Linked DNA regions of Homo sapiens: region 1 is linked to region 2. The links are chromatin loops, found by intact Hi-C in ENCODE. Cell type or tissue: PC-3. All regions are shown on one strand. Each heading gives the region's core, and the rest is flanking DNA. Links, peaks and the distances in the headings are about the cores only. Region 1 overlaps PAX6-AS1 (PAX6 antisense RNA 1). Region 2 overlaps ELP4 (elongator acetyltransferase complex subunit 4).

What was found. A loop is a pair of places that touch in the nucleus more often than their neighbours do. Peaks named below come from ENCODE experiments on the same cell type or tissue, not always from the same donor. Only the 100,000 strongest peaks of a DNase experiment are listed, where the experiment ranks them.
Region 1: it touches region 2 in a loop (21-fold over the local background); 20 of 110 quality-filtered maps call a loop at or near these places.

The regions. Positions count from the first base shown.
Region 1 is chr11:31,862,802-31,880,569 of GRCh38, reverse strand. The region is part of intron 1 of PAX6-AS1 (PAX6 antisense RNA 1); the gene reads right to left. Among named protein-coding and RNA genes, the nearest start is that of PAUPAR, 45 kb to the right of the region's middle. RefSeq lists enhancers at 3,771-4,271, 3,054-6,522 and a silencer at 9,458-9,587. In PC-3, for the core only: CTCF peaks have their summits at 9,104 and 9,304 (motif pointing right); DNase peaks (open chromatin) are centred at 8,309 and 9,329; H3K27ac peaks cover 539 bases.
Region 2 is chr11:31,637,203-31,645,202 of GRCh38, reverse strand. The region is part of intron 7 of ELP4 (elongator acetyltransferase complex subunit 4); the gene reads right to left. Among named protein-coding and RNA genes, the nearest start is that of ELP4-AS1, 130 kb to the left of the region's middle. RefSeq lists a silencer at 1,048-1,342. In PC-3, for the core only: a CTCF peak has its summit at 3,538 (motif pointing left); a DNase peak (open chromatin) is centred at 1,132.

The DNA of each region.
Region 1 (17,768 bases), core at 5,838-13,837, 230 kb before region 2:
GTTTGGTCCTTTTGGAGATCAGACCCAAATTTGCATTGAATTTACTTCGCATCCACTCTCTCATCAAAACAAATGAAGACTACCATTTAATATTTAGGTTAAGACATTAAGATTCCAGTGTTCTCTCAACCACAACAACCAGTATTTACTGAACACTTCTCATGTTCCAAGTACCATGGCTAGTTCAACAACACGGTAGTGACTATGATACAGCCTTGACCTCAGAGAATTACCAGTCTAACCTTGGCTATGGGGTATAGATAGATAAGGGTTTTTACAGAGCAAAATCATTTGTACAAAAGTCTTTGTAAAGGCTCTGACTTTAGAGGCTAGAAATAACATAAAGGGTCATTTATTCCAACTACCTCTCCTCTCTCTTTTGACGTTTGCAACCTTGACACAACATACCCATGATTGTTCAACGCATGCTTGAACACTTCTCCTGATGGGAGACTCACCCTCCCCCCACAAAGGCTGCCTAGTGTGTCTTTGCACAGCTCCAACCATTGAGAAGTACAGATAGGAAGTTTTCTCTGACTTGAAAGTGTCAGCTATTCTATCAGCTCTCTGCCTGAATCTGACAGAGAACAAAATGGGAATTAGATACGTGTGGTGGTTTCAGCATGAGACAGTTACTCAGTTTAATGCCAAATACAAAACAGAGAAGAAGAGGGAATGCATTTGCCAAAGGGAGCCCTCCCCATGGGCTTTGGCTTGGCCCCAAACTGTTTGACAAAGAGCCACAAACATGGCATGGTCAGAGCACGTCAACCAAATGCATGTGTTCCTCCAAGGGTGGAAAAATATTTGGCCTCCATGAAAACATTATTATTATTATTATTATTATTATTATTATTTATTTATTTATTTATTAACAGTTCCTTTCAAATTAGAGTCTGCCTTTATTTTTACTTTTTATTTTTTAAAATCTCTCACTTTCCTGTCATTAAAAAGTTTGGGCTGGGCACAGTGGCTAATGCCTGTAATCCCAGCACTTTAGGAAGCTGAGGCGGGAGGATCACGAGTTCAGGAGTTCAAAATCAGCCTGGCGAATATGGTGAAACCCCGTCTCTACTAAAAAATACAAAAATTAGCCAGGTGTGGTGGCGCACACCTGTAGTCCCAGCTACTCAGGAGGCTGAGGCAGGAGAATTGCTTGAACAGGGGAAGTGGAGGTTGCAGTGAGCCGACATGGCACCAATGCACTCCAGCCTGGATAACAGAGTGAGACTCTGTCTCATAACAAGAAAAAAAAAATAGTTTGATCTTTAACATTAGCCCTTCTCTTAAATTAGTTCCTCCATCTAAACCTTTGCTGTCCAACATAGTAGCCACTAGCCATGTTTAAATAAAATTTAAAATAATCCAGTGTCTCACTCACACTAGCCATGTTTCAAGTGCCCAGTAGCCAAGTGTAGCTAGTGGTCACCATATTGAACAGCACAGATATAGAGCATATGCATGGAAGCAAGTTCTACTGGACAGCCCTAGTCTGCTCTAGAGTGACTTTGACCTTGAATTGCTTATTAATATGGAGGAAACAAGCATGATTTTTTTTTAAACCAGACAGACCTACAGTCTAATCCTAGCTCCACATCTTAGTAACTGTGTGACTTTGGACAAGTGATTGGACCTCCCTGAGCATCACTTCAAATCCTCCTCCCATTGATGCCACTGGAGAGGCCCCATCCACATGCATTATTTGCACCTCTCATTACACCGCTGGCAACAGGCTGCCTTGGATCTGAGTTACCGATGCATGTTTCTGGCTTTCCCACTAGCCAATGAGCTCCTGGGGACACATTCATCTTGCTACCACAGGGCCGTACTCGTGCCAGGACCTCAATCAGTATTAGATTGAATTAAATCACCTTCTGTGTGATATAGGCCAATTTAAATAGGGTGCAATTCATGGTCTCTCCTGATGGCTCCAAGAAAAAACCAAGACTTGAATAACTAAGAGGTTGGTTGAATAGCTCATTAGTGGGTCAACATAATAACAGCGTAGTAGCAAATGTTTACTGAACATTTACCACGTGTCACTGTGCTAAGTGTTTTACATATATTTAATCTTCACTGAAATAAGATGGATACAAGTATCACACACTAGGTTGCAGATGAAGAAACTGAGACCCAGAGAGACTGGGTAATTTCCCTTAGGGCACACAGCCAGTCAGAAGCAGAGCTGGTGTTAAATCTAGGCTGACTCCAGAGATCACAGGCTGGTCACTCTACTCAGTTGCTTCCTGTGGGACATTAATGATGTCAGTTCTACCTTGAGGTTCAAGAACCCTCACAATGAAGCTGCAAGTGCTGAGTCCTAACCTACCAACAAGATGACCAGAAAGTTCCAAACTTGGTTTTGTACAATCAAACCAGCCTCAAGCATCAGAGAGTAGGAATATTTACATTGGGTAGGAATTGGGTCTGAAGCTGAGATTTAGCTTTCCAAGTCATTTTTTACAAATTATAGTAGACAGTGTCTCTGCCCTCAAAATATGCATGCATATTCACTTCGACTTAGCAATTTCTCTTTCAGTTGTTTATTCTAAGAGAGTAAGTGGGAATGTGCGTGCTCTACCATTTAGCCACAAGGAAAATCATTATAGTAAACTTTGTGGGAGGAAAAAAAATAGAAACAACCCCGGTTTCTATTTTCTTTCTGGTTTGATTGTCCAAATGTCCAATAATTGAAGACTGATTAAATAACCAAACCATGTTTTACCTATAAGTTGCAAAACTTGTCATTAAGAAGACTGTGTTGGAGAGACATATTTAATGCCATGGGAAGACTTTTGGATCACAGTAAATGGTGGGGGAAAGCAGGTTGCAAAACAGTTTGAATCTTATGGCCCAATGTTTGCCAAGTAGTGATAGAGTGAGTTTTCTAGAGGAAAAAAACACCAAGTGTTAACTCTGGGTGGAAGAATTCAGCTGATGTTTGCCCTTCCTTCTTATTTGTATTTTCTAGTTTTTCTATAAGAAACACGATTTCTTGTAGATTTTAACATTGACTATTTTAAAAATCTTCCTAAGGAATCATTTTTGAAACTCCCATGTTTACAAGTGCCTTCACCCCCAGCTCCTGGGCCATCTCCTAGAGGAGAGGCTGCCTCCCTGGAGGAGTGAGGCTCCAGGGCTGATACGCAGTGATGCACACAGCATTTTCCCATTCCTAGGCTAACAATTGGCCTGTGGTTTTTATGTGCAAAGCTATTTATTTTCCAATCAGAGGCATTGAGTCGGGACTTCTGGGGGTAAACTGGTAGCTCTGGACAGCTTTGAAGCATCACAAGTAGGAGGTTTTGTCCCCTGAAGATTTAGGAGAGCAGGCTCTCTTGGATTGTTTTATTGGCTTCTTTTACATATGTATAGCCCTGGAGCGGGGGTGGAGACATTGCTCGTTGGGGATGGACCTCCCCACAGGCAAAAAACCTCAGAAACCAAGGGGAATGTTGGAAATTTCTCAAACATTGGCCCCTTGCCCCCTACACAAACCATAGCCTTAGAGATCTCTTCTGTTCTTCTGTATTTTCTTCTGATGGATGTAGAACTTAGAGGTAAAGAACATTGTCTTTGGAATCAAACAGACATGGCCTGGAACCATAGGCAAGTTCCCAAACTTCTCTGAACTATAGATAAATTCCTCATCTGTAAAATGGGCCAATAATAGTTGCTATGTTATGTTATAAATTGTTGTAAGGAATAAATAAGAGAATTTTCATAAAAGTGTTTAGCACAGTTCCTGGCACATAGTAAGCACTCATTCAATGGTAGCTGTTATTATTCCCCTTCCTATTCCTTCCTTCCTCCTGTCCTTTCTTCTTTCTTTCCTTTCTTTCTTCCTTTTCTCCTTCTTCTCATAGGTTAAGGCTGAACTAACACAATCTTGCAGCTAGAAGTGAGGTCCCAGCACCAATAGACTCCTGTCTCCATTCACTGAATCTCTGCCTCAGAATTTTGCAAACCCCCCAGCTCCATGTGCACGCATGTGTGCACAAATACACACACACATACACACACACACACAGTAGTAGCAGCAGCAGCAGCAGCAGCTCTGAATGTGGTTTTCAGTGTGGCCTTCACATTTCCCGTTGACTCAGGCCCTGGTGCAGGGACAAATTGGAGGAGCAGAGTGTAAATGTTACCTCTTTGGCTCCTCCTCAAGAGGGGCTGAGCACAGATGTTTGCAGGGGCAAGCGCAGCCCCGTAAGAATGGGGGCATTGTGTGCGGGCTCACACAAAGGACCAGTGGCCCCACTAGGCTGCCAGCCTCCCGAGCATCCTCTCTTTACGCATTGATTTATTAGGCCAGGGATGAATGAAAACGTAATTAATATTACTGAAGCATTAGAGTCTATTTAATTTAAATGCCACTGAATATTTCACTTTCAGCTGGGAGTGACAATGTGCTCAGGCCCGGCTGGTGAAAGCCAGGGCCATCTGTTACCCCGGCGAAGGAGAGAGACAGGGGAGGCCGAGAGTGCGAGGCTTTGTGGACATTCCAAAGGTCCACGATCATCATTCAACTCAAGGGCAGCCAAACTGCATTCCTCTGCACAAGCCCCTCAGCCTGGAGGGGGCTTAGAGAATGGGCAGGAGAGAATGCAGAAAATGAAGAGACCTGCCCTGCACCAAGAAAGCCAGGAAGCTGCAGAAGGAGGAGGGGGAGGAAAAGACACACATAAAGGACTGATTAGGAAATTGCAGCATTTGAGGACTAAGGGCTGACCAGCTAGAACTGCACTTTCCGGCAAGGTAACCGCTAGCCATATGCGACTCTTTCAATTAAAATTAAGATAAATTAAAATAAAATGAAATGAAAAATTTAGTCCCTCCATCCCACTTGCCACATTTCACATGTGGTTAGTGGCTGCCTACTGCATTGGGCAGGACAGTGTAACATTTCTATCATTGCAGAAAGTTCTGGACAGCACTGTTCTAGAAGGCGATTGTACCTACATAATTAGAGGGAGAGTGGACCCAGAAATCCACCTGAAGAATCCTAATTGGTTGATTTTTAGGGCTTTCTGAGCATCCAAGAGTCATTTGATGGTCAAGAGCAGGTGCCATGGTGATAGATCATGTCACTCAAATCCCAGCCCTATTGCTTGCCCTCAAACAAGTTATTTAAGATCTGCACAACTCAGTTTCCTCATTTGTAAAATGGAGATAATAATGCGACCTGACTGTACGTTATTGGGGAAAATAATTATCAGGTATTTCCAACAGTGCCTTGCACACAGGAAAAGTCCAACATACATGAGCAATCATTTATGGAAGGGGCTAAAGAGGAAAATGATCTTGAACTAAAGGAAGAATGTTGCCCTGGTGTGTCTGAGCTAGAGGAACATGCAAGTTTTGAATTTGAGAGAATAAATCTCCAGGCAGCCAGCTGGGGGCCCAGATCCTGGTTTCTGGGTTTCTGGGGCTGGAGGAAGGGGTGTAGAGATCCCAGGGCACTTGGTGCAGCTACAGCAGTAGCAGGAGCAGCAGGAGGGGGAAGGTTCCGTCCTTAGTGGGACGATAATTAGCCCGGTGGGTTCTCTCATAATTGGGATCATTTGTTCTCCTGGCTTTTTCTCTGACAACTGATTCCATGCCAGGGGAAAGCTGTGTGACTCACACCTTGCCATGCCAATTAGCTGATAAACATCAAACGTAAACAAAGATGGCCTAATTAAAACTAGTCACTGAACCTCTGTGAGCATCTTGTCAAAATTGCACCAACATTCTGCACCCAGGCTTGCGCTGGGTCTTGGGAGCTAAATGAGGGATTCCATGGAGAATTCACAGATGTCCCCTCAGGAGGGGCCCCTAAGGTGACAGGGGAAGCAGGCAGAAGGCAGAGGAAAGGATTAGCTCAGCCACTTGGATTGGCCCCTCCGGCTGTTCCAGCTGCAAACCTCCACATGCACACAAGGTTCTCATGTGCACATGTGTCATGTCCTCAGCTGCCCCTTTGCACTGAGAAACCATCTCAGGGCTGATCTTCATTTCATGTATAGTTTTTCAGCTGGGTCCTCTTGTTGGTACTTTGGATGTATTTAATTCTGAAATTCTCAAATCACTCAAAATGAACCTCTGTGTGACTCAGTTTTCCTACTGAAAAAAATGGAAATTATGATACTTGACCAATTGCTACTCAATATCATGGTAAGAATCAAATGAGCCTAGGTACATGAAAGCATTTTGCAGAGATAAAAGCGTGATTCCACTTTCAGTTGTTCTGTCTGGCCCAGTACAAAGAGTGCCGCTTTTGGAATCGGATGCACTTCAATCCAAACCTTTTTTCTGCCACTTACTGACTGTGTGAGTAAGTCACTTCACCATTCTGAGCTTCAGTTTCCTCACCTGGAAAATGGGGCTGGTGAATTGTGCCAAAGTAAGGATTAAAGGGCTTGGTATGTATAGGTGCTTAAAGATGTAGTTTCCTATACATGCTACAGGGCTTGGCATGTATAGATGCTTAAAGATGTAGTTTCCTACCCTTTCACTCCTTTCCAAAAGAGTAGGGGGAGGGCTTATTAAACAGAAGAGAAGGAGGAAAAGGAGGAGGCTTCCTTATCCCCTAGGCTCCATCTGCACATATACCCCTTACTCTCTGCTTTGGTTCTCTGTCCTTATAACTTACCTACATTTAAGTCCTAGCTCCTGGGACTTAATTATTGACAGTTCTTCAAATGCACCAGTCAGCCTTATACCACTGTGATTTTTCCTATGCTATTCCCTTTCCCTGGAAGTACCTTCCCCACTGGGTGAAAACTTTCTCTGTTCTTTTTTTTTTTTTTTTTTAGAGAGAGTCTCACTCTGTTGGCTGGAGTGCAGTGGCATGATCTCGGCTTACTGCAAACTCCACCTCCCAGGTTCAAGCGATTCTCCTGCCTCAGCCTCCCGAGTACCTGGGATTACAGGCTCCCACCATCATGTCTGGCTAATTTTTGTATTTTTAGTAGAGATAGGGTTTCACCATGTTGGCCAGGTTGGTCTCGACCTCCTGACCTCAGGTGATCTGCCTGCCTCAGCCTCCCAAAGTGCTGGGATTACAGGCATGAGCCACTGCACCTGGCAAACTTTCTCAGTTCTTAAGCCTCTGCTCAAATCTCTATGGAGATTTTTCCAACCACCCTCTTCTCTCCCTCCTTCAACCTGGAGAAACAATCACGTGGGCTGTTCCTTCACTGTACACCCTATGTATGTTCAATCACCAAGTGGTAATGTAAAAGTGCATGAATACATGCATGGAATGCATCAATGGTTGAAATATGTGGCTATACCAGTATTGTACCAGTCCCTGCCCTCAAGGATTCAAAACCTTGTGGAAGAATCAGACTTGCAAATTACTTTATGTCTTAACAAGTTACTAGGTGCTTAGTTGAAAGTAGCTTCCCCTCACCTCCGCCTCCAGACTATGAACCCCTAGAAGGTAGGGATCTTGTCTTACACATAATTATCCCCAGCACCCACTACAATGCTTAAACAGAGTAGGCTCTCCATGCTTTTTTGAAGCAATGAGTGAATAATTGAATCAATACGTGAATGAGTTAATAAGCAAACCCTTCATTTTGTATCAGTGATTTTGTCTGCCTTCTGTCCACCTGTGTCATAGTGTCTTTCCAAACTGGCTTTCTGTGGACACCCCCAGGAGGGAGCCCAGTACATTGTCCCATGCAACTCACACCCACTAACGACCTGTCCTTTTGTCTAGTGTAAATCTTAACGTTTTGCTCCCCTCAAAACTTGTCAAAAATAAGGGAAGACAAATAAATAGAAAAGAAAAGAAATCACCTGTAGACAGCCAGCATGCAGCCTTTGGTCTATGTCCCTCCAGACCTCTGCCTATGCTATTTATCTGCACACAGAGTAATGATTATATGCCCGGACTCTGGAACCACACTGCCTGGGTTCAACTCCCTCTTCTGCAACTTAAGGGTTGTGTGAACTTAACTGCATCTGCCATTTTCTCAAGTTCCTTCAGCTTGAAACATTCAATATATCAAGGTGCCATATTTGGGGGCAGCAATGTCCTGAAGCCCATCACAAGGTTCTTAAGCTCTCTGTACCTCAGTTTCTTCACCTAAAAAATAGAGATAATAATGACACCTACTTTGCTGTTGTTAAAAGGATCAATTAAGTTCATACACATTAAGTGTTTGGTGGATAGTAATAACTCAACACCTGTTTACTGTTCTTATTTGTCCTCGTTAGTGGAAACTGCCAGTGCCCAGCCAGCGCCCTGAAGCCACTCATGATAACCAAAAAGCATGCGATCTTGTTGGTGACTCTGAGATGAATCACCCCAGGTTGCAGCTCTGAATGTTATGATTATTTCCACCCAAAGCTGGTCTCTGTGTCAGTCCTGAGAGCAGACCTGAAGATGAAATGCAGTTGTAGCTTAAGACAGTACTAGTTTCACTGAACCATCTCAATGTAAACAAAAGGATTAAAGCTGTTCCATGGCCCAGTTAACACCTCAGCTAGGCCAAGTTTGCCTGGATAAATAGAGATGCAGTTCATTATCAGCCTTCTTTAAGCTGTGTCACCTGAATCAGGAAATACCCCATCCCTGACAGGATGTGGGCCCTTACCATGGCACACCTGCCTGCTCAGCAAAAAGCCCCCTTTGGGTGCCTTAGAAAGGGGCTTTATCACCAGCCTGGTCTTCCGGAGGCGGGACCCACACACTGCCTAGCCCAGAAAGGTGTGGGGCCCTCCTGGCACCAGGAACTTGAGGCTGGTTTTGGCAAGGGCCCTGTTTCCAAAACAATCATGACGGTATTTGGTATACTGGAAGGACTGGGGACTTTGGAGCCTGCCAGGCCAAAGTTTGAGGCCATGCTCTGCCGTTTACCAGCTAAGTAGCTCAGAGCCCCCATTTCCTTATCACATAAAGTGATCCATGTACCTATAGCTGCCAGGCACACAGAAGGTGTTCCTATGTGAAAGCTGTCATTAGAAGCCACCTAGGAGATAGCGGTGGTGATGGCACAGGGATCACAGGGAGCAAGCTTTAGTTCTGGCTGCCTTCTTCCCACTTGGCAGTGGACAGCGCTCCTGGATGAAGAAGCCAGAAGACCCCAGGCTGTGCAGATGGGGCCCTGGCTGAAACGCAATCCCCTTCCTGTCCCCAGGAGCAGGGGTAGCCCCAGCAAGTGGAGAAATAAGACTTCTGAGAAAGTGGAGAAGAGAACTGCCTTCACGGAGGCGCAGAAGGGGCTGCAAGAATGCGCTCTACCCCAAATCTCTCCCACTCCCACCACGAGCCTCATTGTTTGACTTCGGGCTTGGGTCTCTATTCAAATGCAAACACCAGGAGGCGCCTTTGCATTGTGGCCAAACGCACAGGGATAGGATTGACAGCAGCAGCTTCCTTGAGACCGAGAGTTGACAGGGAAGGGAGTGGGAGAAAGGGGCGTGGCGGGCCCTTGCCCAGGCAGCGAGGAGGTAATTCAGAGCCCGGCCCGGTGGGCAGAAAGTGCTCAGTTTTAGCCAGAGTTAGCTCTGCCCACAGGCAAGGCTGTCCCTGCTGCAGGACCTCCTCTCTCCTCCTGGCCACACAGGGAGGACAGGCTCTGGGGAGAGGGCCAGGGGGGATCCTCCTCTGGGAAAGGCAACTAAGCAGGAACCAGGCTGCCTCATCGGTGTCTGCTCTGCCTCTGAGTGACCTTGATCAAGCCTCCTACTTCTCTGAGTCTCTGTTTCCCCATCTGTAAAATGAGGGCAGGAATGGAATACATAGGGTTATGAGAAGGGCTAATCATTAAGCACCCAATCAATGTTAGCTCTGGCTAATTTTCCAGCAGAAGTGTGCAACTCAGCCCTCCAAGGAAAGGGCTGTAAGTCCGTTAAAAACCAGCTGGCCCGAAGGCGACATGGTATCCTGGATTGTGTCCTAGGATAGAAAAGGGACATTAGTGTAAAAGCTGGTTAAATGCAAATAAAGTTTGTAGTTTAGTTAATAATATTACCAATGTTAACGTGTTAGTTTTGATAAATGTACCAAAGATGATGTCAACATTAGGGAAAGCTGAGTAAAAGTTATATAGGAACTTTTTTTTTTTTTTTTTTTTTTGAAACAGGATCTCACTCTGTCACCCAGGCTAGAGTGCAGTGGTGAAATCTTGGCTCACTGCAACCTCTACCTCCTGGGTTCATGTGATCCTCCCACCTCAGCCTCCCCAGTAGCTGGGACTACAGGCACGCGCCACCACATCCAGCTGATTTTGTGTTTTAGTAGAGACAGGGGTCTCACCATGTTGGTCATGCTGGTCTCTAACTCCTGACCTCAAGTGATCCGCCTGCCTTGGCCTCCCAAAGTGCTGGGATTACAAGTGTGAGTCACCTCGCCCAGCCTCTCTGTGCTATCTTTACATCTCTTCTATAAATCTAAAGTAATTTCAAAATAAAAAGTTAAAAAAATAGCAAGAAGTCTTGCCACTCTGGAAAGAAAGCAAACAGCATTCCACAGACACTTCTTAAGGGTAATAGCTCCTATTCGTGTTATTCCACACACATATTCTTCCAAATGATAAATAATAAAATATAAAATAATGACCATTTCAGCACTTACTGTGTATCAGGCATCAGACTGGATGCTTATTATACATCATCTCATTTAGTCCTGACAACAAAGGTAGGTATTTCTGTTCTCATTTTATAGAGCAGGGAAATGGAAACTGATGACACTGTGCAGCTAGGAAGTGACAGAGGATTTCTAACCATTTCTGTCTGCTTCTAAAGCCCATGCTCTTTATACTGGAGGAAGGGGGAAAAATGGAGATAATTGGAGGCTGCAAGCTTTCATCTCAGACCCAACAGTCAGATTTAAGAAGCTGTGCCTCAGTGGGACCAATCTTATGGCTTAGAAACTAATTATTGTCAGAGGGTGGAGGTTATATAGACACACCAAGTACTGCCTGAAAATTGAATTAGTCAAAGTACATCACTGTTGTTTATTATAGCAAAAAATAAAAAGAAAGAAATAGCCTAAATGTCAAGCAACTGGGAATTTTACAGAGTTAGTGATGGCATATCCATACAATAAAATAGGGAACTGTTCAAAGTAATTTTGTATAATTTTATGTGTGACATTCATCAGTTAGAATACTTTGGGCTATAAGCAACAGAAAAATGCAGCTCAATCAATTCAAATTAAACAATAAGTCATTTCTTATCTTTAAAAAAAAAACAACAATATCTGAAACTGCTGTAGTTCCAACCATTATGTGCAGGAATGACAATATGTGGTATTTGATAGGTGCAAAAGTAATTGTGGTTTTTAATGGCAAAACTGCAATTACTTCTGCACCAACCGAATAGAAGTGAGGCTGTTCCTAATTATTCCTTTGTATCACCAAGGATCCCATTTTCCCAAACCTGCCATCAGTCTTGCCATCGCTTTAGCCAGAATTATGTCACATTCTGTCATTACCTCAGTCACTGGCCAGGGGAACGGACTGCTATTTTAGCTAAGCCCAATTGTCTTTTACACTAGAAATTAGAAATAGTGTCTGCTTTCCTGGAAACATGTTGCCTCTCAAAGGAGAATGGATGCCTGAATTAAAACAGGGTTTTTGTTAGGAAGGTAGAAAGGGACAGGCTGGTGCAGTGGCTCACTCCTGTAATCCCAGCATGTACGGAGGCCAAGACAGAAGGATCGCTTGAGCCAAGGAATTTGAGACCAGCCTGGGCAGCACAATCAAACCCCGTCTCTACAAAAAAAAAAAAAAAGTAAAAATTAGCTGGGCATGGTGGAACAGGCTTGTGGTCCCAGATATTTGGGAGGCTGAAGTGGGAGGATATTTGGCCTGGGCAATAGAACAAGACCCTGCCTCAAAAAAAAAGAAAGAAAGAAAGAAAGAAAAAGAAAAAGAAGGGACAATATCTGCTGTGTGAGAAACCAATAGTCTTCTGCTGTGACTATTGAAATGAAAAAATGGGCTAGGTGTGGTGGATCATGCCTGTAATCTCAGCACTTTGGGAGGCTGAGGCCGGTGAATCATGAGGTCAGGAATTTGAGACCAGCCTGGACAACATCGTGAAACCCCATCTCTACTAAAAATACAAAAATTAGCTGGGCGCAGTGGCGGGTGCATGTAAATCCCAGCTGCTCGGGAGGCTGAGGCAGGTGAATCACTTGAGGAGGCAGAGTTCGCAGTGAGCCGAAATTGCGCCACTACACTCTAGCCTGGGTGACAGGGTGAGACTCCGTCTCAAAAAAAAAAAAAAAAAAAAAGAGAAAGAAAAAGAAAAGAAAAAAAAGAAATGGAAAAATGGCTGTAGCGTGTTATTGAGTGTAAAAAGGAGAACGTATTTCAGAAAAACTCAATATGATGATCCTATTTATGTAAAACGATTCATACATTTATGTGTGTAAATGCATACAGAAATATCTTAAAGGATATTCTTCAAAAATTAACAATCAGTTATCTCTAGACTATGAGGTTTTAGGAATATTTTACATTATTTGGACTAGGCTTAATTCTTTGTGTTTAGCTGTATTGAATTATTTGTCATGAGTGTGTGTTTTTCTAAAAAAAAACAATAACTATTTCTTTGGGAGATTTTTGTTGTGTTTTAAATTGGAAAGAACTTTGTGTGGAAAAGGTTAGGAACTGCTGTTTTAGACTTTGGAGACTTTTCTGATGAGTTAAAAATTATAACAGGGGGCTTGTTCGGTTTTGCCTTACAAAATGTTTATTTATTTGCATGCCAGTTTCAAAACAGCCACAAATTCTTTGACATTCCTTCTATTGAAATGTGGAGTCTATGTCACTTCTACCTAAACCTGAATGACTGTCTTGAACAATAGAGTATGTCAGAAATGACAGTGTGTCTAAGTCACAAAAGATCATGCAGTTCCCATCTTGCTCTCTGGAACATGGACACATGGACTTTTTTTTTAGTCGGAATCTTGCTCTGCCACCCGGGGCTGAACTGCAGTGGTGTGATCTTGGCTTACTGCAGCCTCCGCCTACGTGGTTCAAGTGATTCTCCTGCCCCAGCCTCCTGAGTAGCTGGGACTACAGGCACGCACCCCCATACCTGGCTAATTTTTGTATTTTTAGTAGAGATGGGGTTTCACCATGTTGGCCAGGCGGTCTCTAACTCCTGACCTAAGGTGATCTGCCCACTTCGGCCTCCCAAAGTACTGGGATTACAGGTGTGAGTCACTGCGCCTGGCTGAACATGGACTTTTGAAACCTCAAGTCTGCAGTAAGAAGTCTGACTAGCTGCGACCATGTTGTGAGGAAGCCCAAGCCACGTGGAGTGGCCACACGTAAGCCACTCTGGTCAACAGTCCCAGCTAGGCCCAGTCAGGTGCCAGACATGTGAATGAAGAATGATTTTAGTCCCCAACCACTTGAGTTACCTGCAGCCATTCAAGTCTTCCCTGCTGAGGCCCCAGATAATCATGAAGCAGAGGTGAGTCCTCCTCACTGTACTCTGTCCAGACTCTTGCCCCAGAGAAACTATGAGCCTAAAAACATGGCTATTATTTCACACAACTCAGGGGCCATTTGTAACACAGCAGCATACAATGGAACAGTTTGTTTGTCCACGTGTTTATTTTTAATGCTATAGATCTGTTCTCCAAGGCACAGGTATGGAGGCCAAAGGTTTGTTCTTGAACATGTCAGAGAAGCTGAGGGCAAGAAGATGCAGGGGGTAGAAAGGCATTGGGAGTCACAAAAATTTTCCACACTCAGGCTGGAGGGACAGGAAGGATAGAGGCACACATCACTGAGACACTACTCAGATGGGAGTAAGGCAAGAAGGGTGAGGTTTATGTCACCAGTGTTACAGGCAACACGAGGGAAAAGGAGACATCTTGAGAAATGGCTCAGAGCAGCATGGGCTGCTGGGAAAATCCAAAAAGCACAAGAGTTGTCGAGACTGAGAATAATTTCCACCCATCAGCTGGGTGACTTTGGGCAAATTCCTCAACCTCCTTCCAAAATAGAGAGCCCTGACAGTCTAGGGAACGTTCATGAGCTCAGCTCACGTGTGTGAAGTCCAGTGGATGTGTGCACAAGGCCTCTCCCCTGCCAGGGGGAGAGATGTACTCCAAGGACAAACACCTCCTTTTTTGTTTTTGTGGTTGGATTTAAGATTGAAGATCCCAGTCACTTTAAACTGTATATATATAGTGTATATATATATACACTTTAAACTATATATATAGTATATATATATAGTAGTAGTCATTGGCTAGGTAGGAACACGGTGAAGAGGAAAGAGAAGAGAGTGTTGGAAAGGGAAGAAAGTGTCAGGAAAATAGCAGCAGGCAGGAAAACAGTCTGGTCAGCATGGAGACTGTGGTGCCCTGGTTAGGAAGCCCGACCGACCTGGAGTCAGAAAGACCTCGGTTTCACCCTGGCATGGCTTCTTCCTGGCTGGGCTGCTTTTGAAAACCTCCCCGGACTTGGGTGTGCTCCTCTGTGAAAGGAAGAGGCTGATGAGCCAGACCCGGGAGGGCTGTGACCACATTAGTGTGCTCTGAATTCCAGCACCTGTCACGCAGAGGGGCTGATGGCATGTCAGCGCCTGCTTCCTGTGCACACCTCCCTCATTCTACAGGCCAGCTGGACTTTTTTTCTCAGCAAGAAAGACCCTCTGTGAAGGCCTGACCACTTTCCTATGGAGATCTCTGGGCATCAGCCACTCACGTTAAATTCCCACGTGAGCTCCTTCCCCAAACAACAAGAGGGCACTGCCCATCTTCGCCTGTTGCCTTCTCTTCTCGCCCCCTGCCACCCCTATCTGACTGGTGGCCTCAGTTTCCCCACACACCCTGCTGGCTCCTGTCCTCAATGCTCATGCTCTGGGTCCCCACCCTGTGGCGTGCTCCCCTTAGCCTCACCTAGTTACATCCACCTAGTTACATCCTTCCAGGCCCACCCTGAGCCACCAAAACAGCCCCTTGCTGATCTTCCAGCTCCATGCCTGAGCCCCAGGGCTTACTGCCTCACAGCTGCCAGAATGGTTTCTTTTTAAACACACAAATTATATCATGTCACTCCTGCCCCAAGACCCTCCACAATAGCCTGCATCCTTAGAATAAACCCTGAAATTCCTTCCCCAGCCTCCAGGCCCTAGCTATTCTCCAGTCCCTTCTCCACCACTGTCCCCTCCCTCACCACTCTGCAGCCATGCTGGCCTCCTCACTATCTAGAGGGCACACTGAGCCTGCAAATGCTTTCCCTAGCTACCCAACACCTGCCATTTTCTCCTGGTTAGGGTCAAGCCTCAGACTCCCTCATCTCTTCAGAGAGGCCTTTTGGGACCACCATCTGACCCCACTCAGCTCCACTCACTTCCACCATTTTATCTTATCAAAGCTTTTTTGTAGCTCTTATCCATATCAGAAAATATCTGATATATGGATTGATTATCTGTGATTAACTATACACACACGCACACATATGCATGAGACAGGGTCTCCCTCTGTTGCCCAGGCTAGAGTTTAGTGGCACCATCACAGCTCACTGCAGCCTGGAACTCCTATCCTGAGCTCAAGTGATCCTCCCTCTTCAGCTTCCCAAGTAGTAGGACTACAGACACACACCACCATGCCCAGCTAATTTTTAAATTTTTTGTAGGGACAGGGTCTTGCTATGGTGCCCAGGCTGGTCTCCAACTCTTGGCCTCAAGCAATCCTCCCACCTCCCAAAAGTGCTGGGATTACAGATGTGAGCCACCCCAACTGGCCAACAATATACAATAACAGCAATCAATTATTACTATTATTGATTAACAAATTCAATATTTCTATCCAGTAATAGTATTCTGAGATCGGTCTCCCTCCACCAGAATGGAAGCCCCTTGAGGAGAGGGACTCCTTCCTGGCCATCTTTGCATCCCCAACACCAACAACGGCTCATAAGTGTTGATTGACTTCCTACTTGAAGAAGCTCCTCCTGACTGTCTGCACCCTCTCCAGCGTCTCCATCTTTGGAGTCCCTGAAGTGCTGATTTGGCACTACTCCCACATCGCTTACAGTGGAACTTTGCGTTCAGATGCGTCCTGGCTCCCAGGTACATTTTAAGTTTCTCCATCTTCAGTGTCTCTCTGACCCTGCCCCACCCCCACATAGTTCCTAGCACAGGGCCCTTGCACAATGTAGATACTCAAAAAAAATGTTATTATTTATCTGGTTGGCTGGTTGGCACTTTTATCCTCTCTTCAGTCCCCATCTCACTCCTTTGGGCTGAAAGTTTATCCCTGATTGTTTTCCTCCTGTGGTTAGTGTCACAATTACTCCCTCTTATTGCTTTGATTGTGATATGAACTTCACTCTCTGTGAAAGGATGCTCACAAGGGTTCACTTAGGAAGTGAGTTTCCTAATTTCATGTCCAATGTAAACAGAGGCAAATATGTAATTATCAAGCATTATTACCACTTGTAATTACCCCGACTTCTCAGTCAACATTGTGAACTAAAGAAATGAGCGTGAAGAATGGAGTGTTTAAAATTTGCCCTCTTGTCCCTTAAAATATTTACTTTTCAATCATGTCTCCAAATAGTTTAATTATGTCTGGTTATCTAATTAGTGCATGTGTGTGGTATTTACAGGCCATCCAGAGTAAAGCTTTGTAACTTTCCAAATGTCTGCATTTCACTGAGTGTCCCATCAAATATTTCCAAGTATTCATTTCCAAGGCGCTGTTCCTAGACTGCTAAACACCACCATCAACAGCATCTCTGTAGCAGTTAAGAATCTTCCTGAGTTAATTCACTGAAGTATTTCCCAGGAGTCCCGCATATTGAAGGGCTCCACTTATAGACCAGAGTTTTTTTTTCAGTGTGGCCCAAGGGCTGCCATCAGAATGACGTGGAATACTTTTCAAATGCTGATTCTCTGGGTCAGGCCAGAATTGTCAAATTCACATCCCAAAGGAGAGAGCTAAGTAATCTGCATTTTAACAAACTCCCTGGGTCAGTCTCATTCACACTGAAATGTCACTGAGAAAGCCACTTTCCCGCCCTATCCTGGACCTGTGTCTTGCTTCCATGTCTGCTGTGGAATAAGCAAAAGGAATGTCAATGCAAACAAAAGCACAGCTTCCTGTAGAACACTACAAATCTGGTCTCTTGGAATTCTGAAATATGTCTGCCAGAGAATCAACAATGATACCTGTGCTAGTTAGAATACCAGTTAGTTGGCTCCTACAAAAGCCAAAGTAACAGTGGCAGGCTGGGCTCAGTGACTCACACCATTAATCCCAGCACTTTGGGAGGCTGAGGCGGGTGGATCGCTTGAGTCCAGGAGTTTGAGACCAGCCTGGGAAACATGCCGAAACTTCATCTCTACAAAAAAATACAAAAATTAGCCGGGCTTGGTGGTGCACACCTGTAGTCCAGCTACTCATGAGGCTGAGGTGGTAGGATTGCTTGATCCTGGGAGATTGAGGCTGTAGTGAGCCATGATTGCACCACTGCACTCCAGCCTGGATGAAAGAAGACCCTGTCTCAAAAAACAAAAAAAAATCACCAACAACAATAAAGTAACAATGGCTTAAAAAGACAGATTATTTCTCTCTCCAGTAACAGTTTATGTGCATGTATTAGTCCATTTTCACACTGCTATAAAGAACTACTTGTGACTGGGTAATTTATGAAGGAAAGAGGTTTAATTGACTCACAGTTCTGCATGGCTGGGGAGGCCTCAGGAAACTTACAATCATAGTGGAAGGAGAAGGGGAAGCAAGGCATGTTCTACATGGCGGCAGGAGATAAAGAGCACACAGCAGAAACTGCTGCTTA
Region 2 (8,000 bases), core at 1-8,000:
ATTTATTATATTTCTAAGTTTCACAGGTTTGCATCATAGTCATTAACTATAAACAAGAGTCTATTGAAAAAACTTCCATAAAGTATTAGTACAAGAATAATTTTTCATCATACTATTACCATAAAATTAGTTATATAGTTTCACAGTGATCTTACTGCTTTCTGCACATTTATTTTGCAAAATTATTTGTATAATGTGGCAGACCAGATTAATTGTGAAAGTTGTAGGGATATCTGAAAAACATTTATAGAATAAAAAGCAATGGAAATTACATAAGAATAACATCTAAGTTTCTGACTGAGAAAATGTTTATTTTTACTATAAACTTATTCAACCTTCTAGTTATGTGTAGGAGCATAAAAGATATTTGGGCTTATAAACGTATGTGTTTTAAAAAGTTAAAAAAATTGTTATAGATTACTTCTGCACCTCCAAGCTTCATAAGGAATATGGTCTATTGATGTAATCTTACCTTAAAATCATTCTTGTCAAAAAGTCTTTCAAATAATAATATTAATACTAAATGGTCTTTTAGATAAAAGCAGGTGAATTTACTTAGAAGAATATAAAATTAACAGCTTAAAAAACCCATAAAAGCATAATAATCACAATTCACTTTAGCAGGAATACACTATGGATAATAAATTGTCATAATATAACCAGCAGTGTTCAGAAAGCTTTAGCATAATGATCTGAGCAGAGGCCTTGAAACTGGAACATCCATATTCTCATTTTAACAGATTCCAAGTGTTTTTATGTTATTCACCAAGATGTAAAACCCCTTTGGTCTTCAGTATATATTAATAGATAGAAATGGAGAAGTAGAGGCATTTGTACGTCAATTACTTAAATTTGAACATAATCTTTGCATTAATTTTCAAGTTGTTACAATATCGTTTCCAGTACGGAACATTTCAGTAAGGACATTCAGAATTCACCAATCTGGGTAAATTAATGCTTATGGTGTATGTATGTTATAATGACATCACCCAAGTATGTACAATGATATTGCCACCCCTCCTCCTTGCCCATCTGGATATTAAAATGTAGGATGGCTCAAAAATCCTTCTTATCCTAGACAAATCTCCCTGCGCTCCTGGGTGAGAGTTGTCAGCTCTGGATAGTAGCCAAGACATGACTAGGAGGGAAGCCAGAAGAGAGGAAAGCCAGTGTCCAGGAGTTTTAAGAGTTTGCTGGCAATCTCAAATAGCATTGTATTAAGTTACATAAAGGGCTCTTAAAGTTTTCTGTTGCAACATAATTTAATTAATCATTTAAATTTAAAATATGTCAAATGGTGTTGCAAATAAGCAAAGCAAATCAGATTGTCCAGTCTTCTACCTTTGTATTTCAATTTTAATTTCAAAAAAAAACCTTCAGAGTATTTGTTTTGACTGTTCTCTGTTTGGTTTCATAGAGTGTTTCCTGTTTGCCATTATACAATGGTAATACATTTTTTATTAGGGTAAAACAAATCTGTTAAATGGATTTTAAATTAAGGAAGATTAATTTAATGCTCCCTTTCAGATCAAAGTTCTTAAAGTCAAAACTATGAATTTTGTTAAGAGATAAAAATTTAATCACTGCCATTTAAAGCTCCTACAATTTTCTAATAAAAATGGTTCAGATATCTACTTAGAGTTACCAAGTAACAATCAGAATACCTTAAACCCTCAATATTTCCTTATTTTCCCAAAACTAATTATCTCAACAGTATAAAAGATGCAATTTGTACGAACACAAAATATATTTCCAGAAAAAATTTTAGTAAGAGGATTAAGAAGTAATTAACCAATAACTTAATTATCAAGAAGCTTGAAAGGGGTAAATCAATCAACATAAAGCATTTATGCAACGCCTCAAGTAAGAGCAAGTTCCTGAGTTACTCTATACTATTTAAGAAAGATAGGAAAAATAATATGAAAGGAAGAGCTCTCATTTGAGTATGGCACAAATAACAGATTTGGGGCTATAATAGCCCGAAAGCACTATTAAGTTAATTTTGAAGACTTAGATAAATATTTAAGTTACTTTACGTTTGACCATAATACATGATGTAGTGGTTGTGTGTTGGGAGAGAGCGGGGAGGGGAGTACCCACAAGAAAAGCAAGTATGTCATAATCAACAGTTCAATTTATAACATTTTCTGAAAAATGATATGCAGAGAACATGAATATAGGAGAACTTAAGACCTTTCTTTGTTCTGTAATCCAAAAAATAAGCTTGGATCCAAGGATAAATATGGGGATATTTAATAAGACATTTATTTTTCCATGCTTATTAGGTTTTCCATTCTACAGTAATCAAGACTGTGAAATAATAAAAAGTTATTTATACTACATTTTTAACTTTTTACAAACTTGTCCCACTTCCTCCAGAGTTGTCACTTGCTTCTGTGGATTAGATTTTTATTTTATTAAAAAATATTTGATAGTGGGAAAATAATTCTGTTCATAATCATGAAATTTAGAATATTTGTAATAAACTGATGACGGTATTAGATTAAATCTTTCCAGATTTAACACGGAACTTCAAGTCATGGTTAATTTTAGAATACAGAGGAACTTCTGTAAATTAAAAAAATTCTAAATGTAACATTATCTGCCTAGCATCATATAGTAATATTCACATAGGAAAACTGTAAAACAAACATATTTTGGTTCTTTATCCTAAAGCTCAAAACGTATCCACAAAGGGGCTAATGGCAAATATTCCTAACCTTGATGGTGAAAAAAACTGCTAAGATATCAAATTTTACTAGGAATAGGCAATGGAGCCACAACTTTTTGTGTTTTCTACATGGTCAAATACTCAATATTCTAAATTTTGATATGAAAATATTGGTTCTTTATAATTGAGACTTTTTTTAAGAACACATTGTTTTACTTTCAGAAATATTGTTTATATTATATTTACACTGGCTTCAAATATTCAAATAAACATACTTTGCAGAACATTTATTTATATTAGTTTTGTTTCTTTTTCAGTAAGTTATTCTATAAAACATTACAAAAACTTACATATTCTGAAAAGTCAGAAATGGGATGAACAAAATACTGAAATGAATAGGCTGGACAGAATAATGGTATAATATTCAAAATTAATTGTAGGCATTTTTCTTAACTATACATCTAGTTTCATATTAAGAAATCTACCCACAGAAAAATTTGTCTTTCATGATTAAAAATGTTTTATGGGAAACTTCCTAAATCAGAAATCTTTTTTTAGTACTTTGATACTTGAAACCCTAAAATGCAATTCACAGATGTCCAAAAGCTCACGCCCTGCCTTGAAAAACAATTGCTAATATCCAAATATCAAACAGAGCATCCAGCTGATGTTTGTGATGCAGTAGCAGGTTAAAGATACTAAAGTTTAAAATCAGCTTAGAATAATCCCATATTGAGTATAAAATTATAGCCTGTCATCAGGAGCAGGTTGACAAGAGCCAGGTCCAGATGGGAGACTGGCTGGGAAAAAGGCTGAGGCAGGTGGGAAAATGATGGGAACCTGACGGAAGACAGAACTACTCCCTCTGCTGGCAAGGTCCTCACCTGCTTGAATTTTGAACAAATGACTAGCTTTTCTTTAATTATTTAAGATACTATCAATAAATTATGTAAGGTGCCCCCCTTTCAGTCTGCGCATTTTCAAACTCAGGGTGTCTTATTTTCACCAGATCAATTTGGCAAAAATATAAAGATCCAATGTTTCACCAGGAGGTCAAATTATTTATCTTGTAATTTAAGTGCATCATAAACATAAAATATAGCATTGCTTTTATAATATAAGGCCTTTAAAAATTAAGAATGCCTTTGAATTATGTTTGTTGATATATACACTTTCTTGAAGAAAAAAAATTCTTGGGCTACAGACTTCACAATCTCTTTCTCAGGCTCTGCATAATGCCCCGTAATGAAATAATATAGAAATGAACCATATAAATCAACTATACAGGGAACAAGGAAACAGCATGTCACAGCAAAACAGCATAGATGTACAGCGCCAAACCTATCTGATAATCTAATGATCTGAGTTTACAGATATTATGTACTAATATGTAAGAAATTAAGAACTAATGTTGACACAAAAAGTTTGCTAAATTTTACAGAAAAATTATTCAATATTTGATTTTCAATGTAAGTTAATAGCTGCAGCAAAAACATTTAGTAAAAATCTGTTCTAAGATTTTGGCCTACAACCAGAAGCTCCCAGAACAGGAGGGATCAGCTTTTTCACCCACTGTTCTCATCTGAATCCTGGCTTAAAAGCTATTCCAGCTCCCAGCTTTCCAGAAGGCTCCATCCCAGGAATCCTTGCCTGCCATTTGGTTTGCTGATTTTAATCTCTCAGGACTTTCTTACAGTGGCTCTACTATGCTGAACTGGCACTTGCTTCTAGAAGTGAGTTATTATTAAACCTGTAGGTCAATTGTGGCACTAACAACTCTTTGGAAGCTTTCAGCCACAGTGTACAATTTGCTAGTCTAATTAAATATTAATTCTAAGTGTTACATTTTGTGGCTAAGAGCTTTTATTTTCTATCATCAGCCTGGAAGAAAAAGAGGTTACAAGCCTAATTTAATCTCTCCCCTGTCCTTCCCAACATTAAAGATTAACTACATAGGGTGCGAAAACATTATTAAAGAAGCAAGAACTCTTCATATAGCAATAATAATGTAATTAATAGGAAAGGGATAAAACATAACACTAGGACATAATATCTGACGTGGTACTTAAACAGCTTTAAATTGTAATTGTTTACAAGCATGTTTGGTCTCAACATTAAAAAATAAGTATCATTCACATTTGATGACGGTAATCTTTCTTTAAGGGAAAGTACGTAACCAAGTATATAAATAGGAATAATTCAAAACTCATGTTTTCTCACAGGTATTTTTCAGATATCTTACAATGCCAAAGAAAAAAATTTAGTAATTTTATTTGTAAAATAAATGAAAAATTAAATAAAGTTGTACTTGTTTTCTATACACAAAAAGTGATATAGAAGATAGTTTATGATAAAAATAATGTAAAAGATCATTTCCCCTCTTTTTCTCCTACCATATTCATGTAGCTTGAACACACAGGGCTCCCCACACCCCCTTCTGCTCCCAGAACAGTTGTGTCCATCCTTGGACACTGGGCATTATAAAGATGATGCAGTCCAGCAGCCAAAGATTCCATATGTCCAAACAGATGACTCAATCTCCATACCGTGATGAGACATTTCACTATTTATATCATTGATACATTTGAAAAGTTTGGCCCTAAATAGCCCTTTAGCTAATAACTACTACCATTATAGGAACTACAGAATGAATAACAGTATGAACAAGAACATCACAAAGTTATTTTAGAGAAAGGAAAAATATTTTAAACCAAATTTTTTTTATGGTTTACTGAATATGTTTTGGTTAGATTAAGTGTAATGAAAGGTTTCTGAATCGTACTTCTCTTTTAAAGATGAAAATGACAATTTAAAATATATCCTTACTGACGATTTAAAATATATCCTGTTCTTATTCAATATGCATATTTACACAAAGACAAAGTTATACATATACTACTATGCTTAATATAGACAGAACTTTATAGATAATTTAGAGTTTGTGTAAAAAGTTTCAATCATCCTTGTCCAAAAAAGTAAATTAAATATATACGTATAACGCACACAAGCTATGATGTGACTTTAAAAATTAACCGGGTATCAGCATGTGTAGTCTGAAACAAGAAAAAAAGCTTGAGCTGTAAGAATTATAAGTCCAAAGTCTATGGTAGAAGGACTGAAACACAGACTATTTGTTATTTTAAAGAAAAACAGATTCTGTTTACAACTTACTATACTGACACAAAGTCACTGGAATTTGATAAATATGATGTAAAACTGAAATGGATATAATATAATTTAGTTCATTTTAAAAACTGCTTCTTTTTAAACTCTTAAATACGTAAATTTCTTATAATCAATTTCAGAGTCGTTAAGAAGATCTGAAAACATTAAAGGCAGATTCTCAGTTAAGAATATTCTGATTAAGAAAAGAATTCATAAAAAATGACACTCTGAATATCTGGCTTTATCCTTTAGTAACTGTAGCTATGATCAAGAGATTAATCTGTAATTTTCATCCCTAACTATTCTTCTTAATAAAGTGCATTTAAAAAGATCATTTGAAATAAAGTTAGATGACTGAAGGTGGTGTTATGCTTAGATCAACAATTAGATAAAAAATATTTTCCCAAAATTTATAGCTGTAAACTCACAAAAGTATATTTTTCTTCACCATGCAATTATTCTTAGTTCTTGTTTTAAGAATAAAAGATTTCACACTGAGAGAAATTCACAAGGCCATTGGAGTCCACATTTCATAATCCCATATTAGTGGTTAGTTCTAAAGCGGTCCATTGCTAGACTTAGAGTTTAGCTGCTAAAATACTCAGCATGAACAAAAAAGTTTATGGATGTGAAAAGGTTTGTTCTGAATTTCTCTACATAGAAACATACTGTATCATTCACTTCAGTAGGTTCAAAGCTCTAATACATTAATGTTATAGAAGATTAATTTGAAAACACATCAATTAAAATAACACACTAAATAAAATCTCATTCATTTTTCAAGAGACATATTTTAAAAAGGCCCTTTCTCCCTCCTTTTCGTCAGAAAATGAATTTTCCTTGGTATAAGCTAACATGCTGGTAATAGTTTTCTTCAATGAGATAGCTGGGAAAAAATTCTACAGATCAAATTATTATAAAACAGTGGGTATATGACAAAAATTGAATAAGGCTATTAATTGATCAAGTGTCAATGATGACAAATGAAAATATGCTATAGGCTAGTTTCAAATCTGAAATTTGGTTGAATAAAGGAAAGCTAAATAGTTTACCAACTACTGTTCTCTAGACAAGTACATTAAACTCTGGCAATACTTAAAATTATTATACAATGAAAAAAACATACTGACATATTCTATGATCCAGAATGTCAAAGGAGTTTTCATTCTTGCATTATTGTTGTTTATATTTTAAAATTCCTTAAAAGTGCAGACTATGACAGCTTGAATAAAGATTAGCAATAATAAGTAAATTTTCTTTTTGAAAAAAATGCTGTGAGAATGGTATAAGACAACTTTCTCCATTTCTAATTTTATTAATTAGTTTAAGTGTTTCAATATTTATTTCCTGACAGTTTTAGGTAAAAGTGCCTTAAAAAATACAAATCAAAAACAACTTGCCACAGATTATACTAAAAAATGCATAAACAAGGGGAAATTTATTTTCTTTTCACCTCACTAATAAAATCATCATAAGGCACAAAACTAAGTTTCTATTTCCAAAAAGAATAAGTGTTATTGGTCACCATTTCTTGAAGCACACAACTGTTACTGGGAATTGAAAATAAAATTACCTATTTTCAAAAGCCACAAAATGTTTGCATAATTTGGAGGTGGATGACAAATTTTGCTAGTGGTAAGCCAATTCCCATTTACAGAACAACAAATTATTGTTTCATATCTTGCTAGATATGGAAGTCAAACAGTATCCTATTGTAACTGCTTTAAAGTTACCACTTTGCAAAAGAAAAAGATAACTCATTAAAAAGTTTCAAAGGGTACAAAAACATTTCTGTTTCTAACAGTAAAAGGGGGACAAGCAGCACAATGCTGAGTGTAGCCAAAATATAATAACCTTTAATATGGGTATTTACACCAAAGTTTTTAAAAGTTGCAATAATATTCTTATAATTATAATAATATGTAGGAAGAGTTTAAATATAGTGTTTTAGTTACTTTTCTTAGAAGTAACCTTTTCTTTTTTTCTTCTTTCAATCCACGACAACCTCCTTCATTCAACAACAGAGTTTTGAACAGTTGAGTTGTGAGAATGTGAGCAGCTGCTGTTATTATAACTAAAGGTCTGTCTACTGCTTGAGTCTGAGAGACCACATGTTCGGCTGTCCTCTCATCTTGCCATCCTCACCAATTAACTATTAACATGG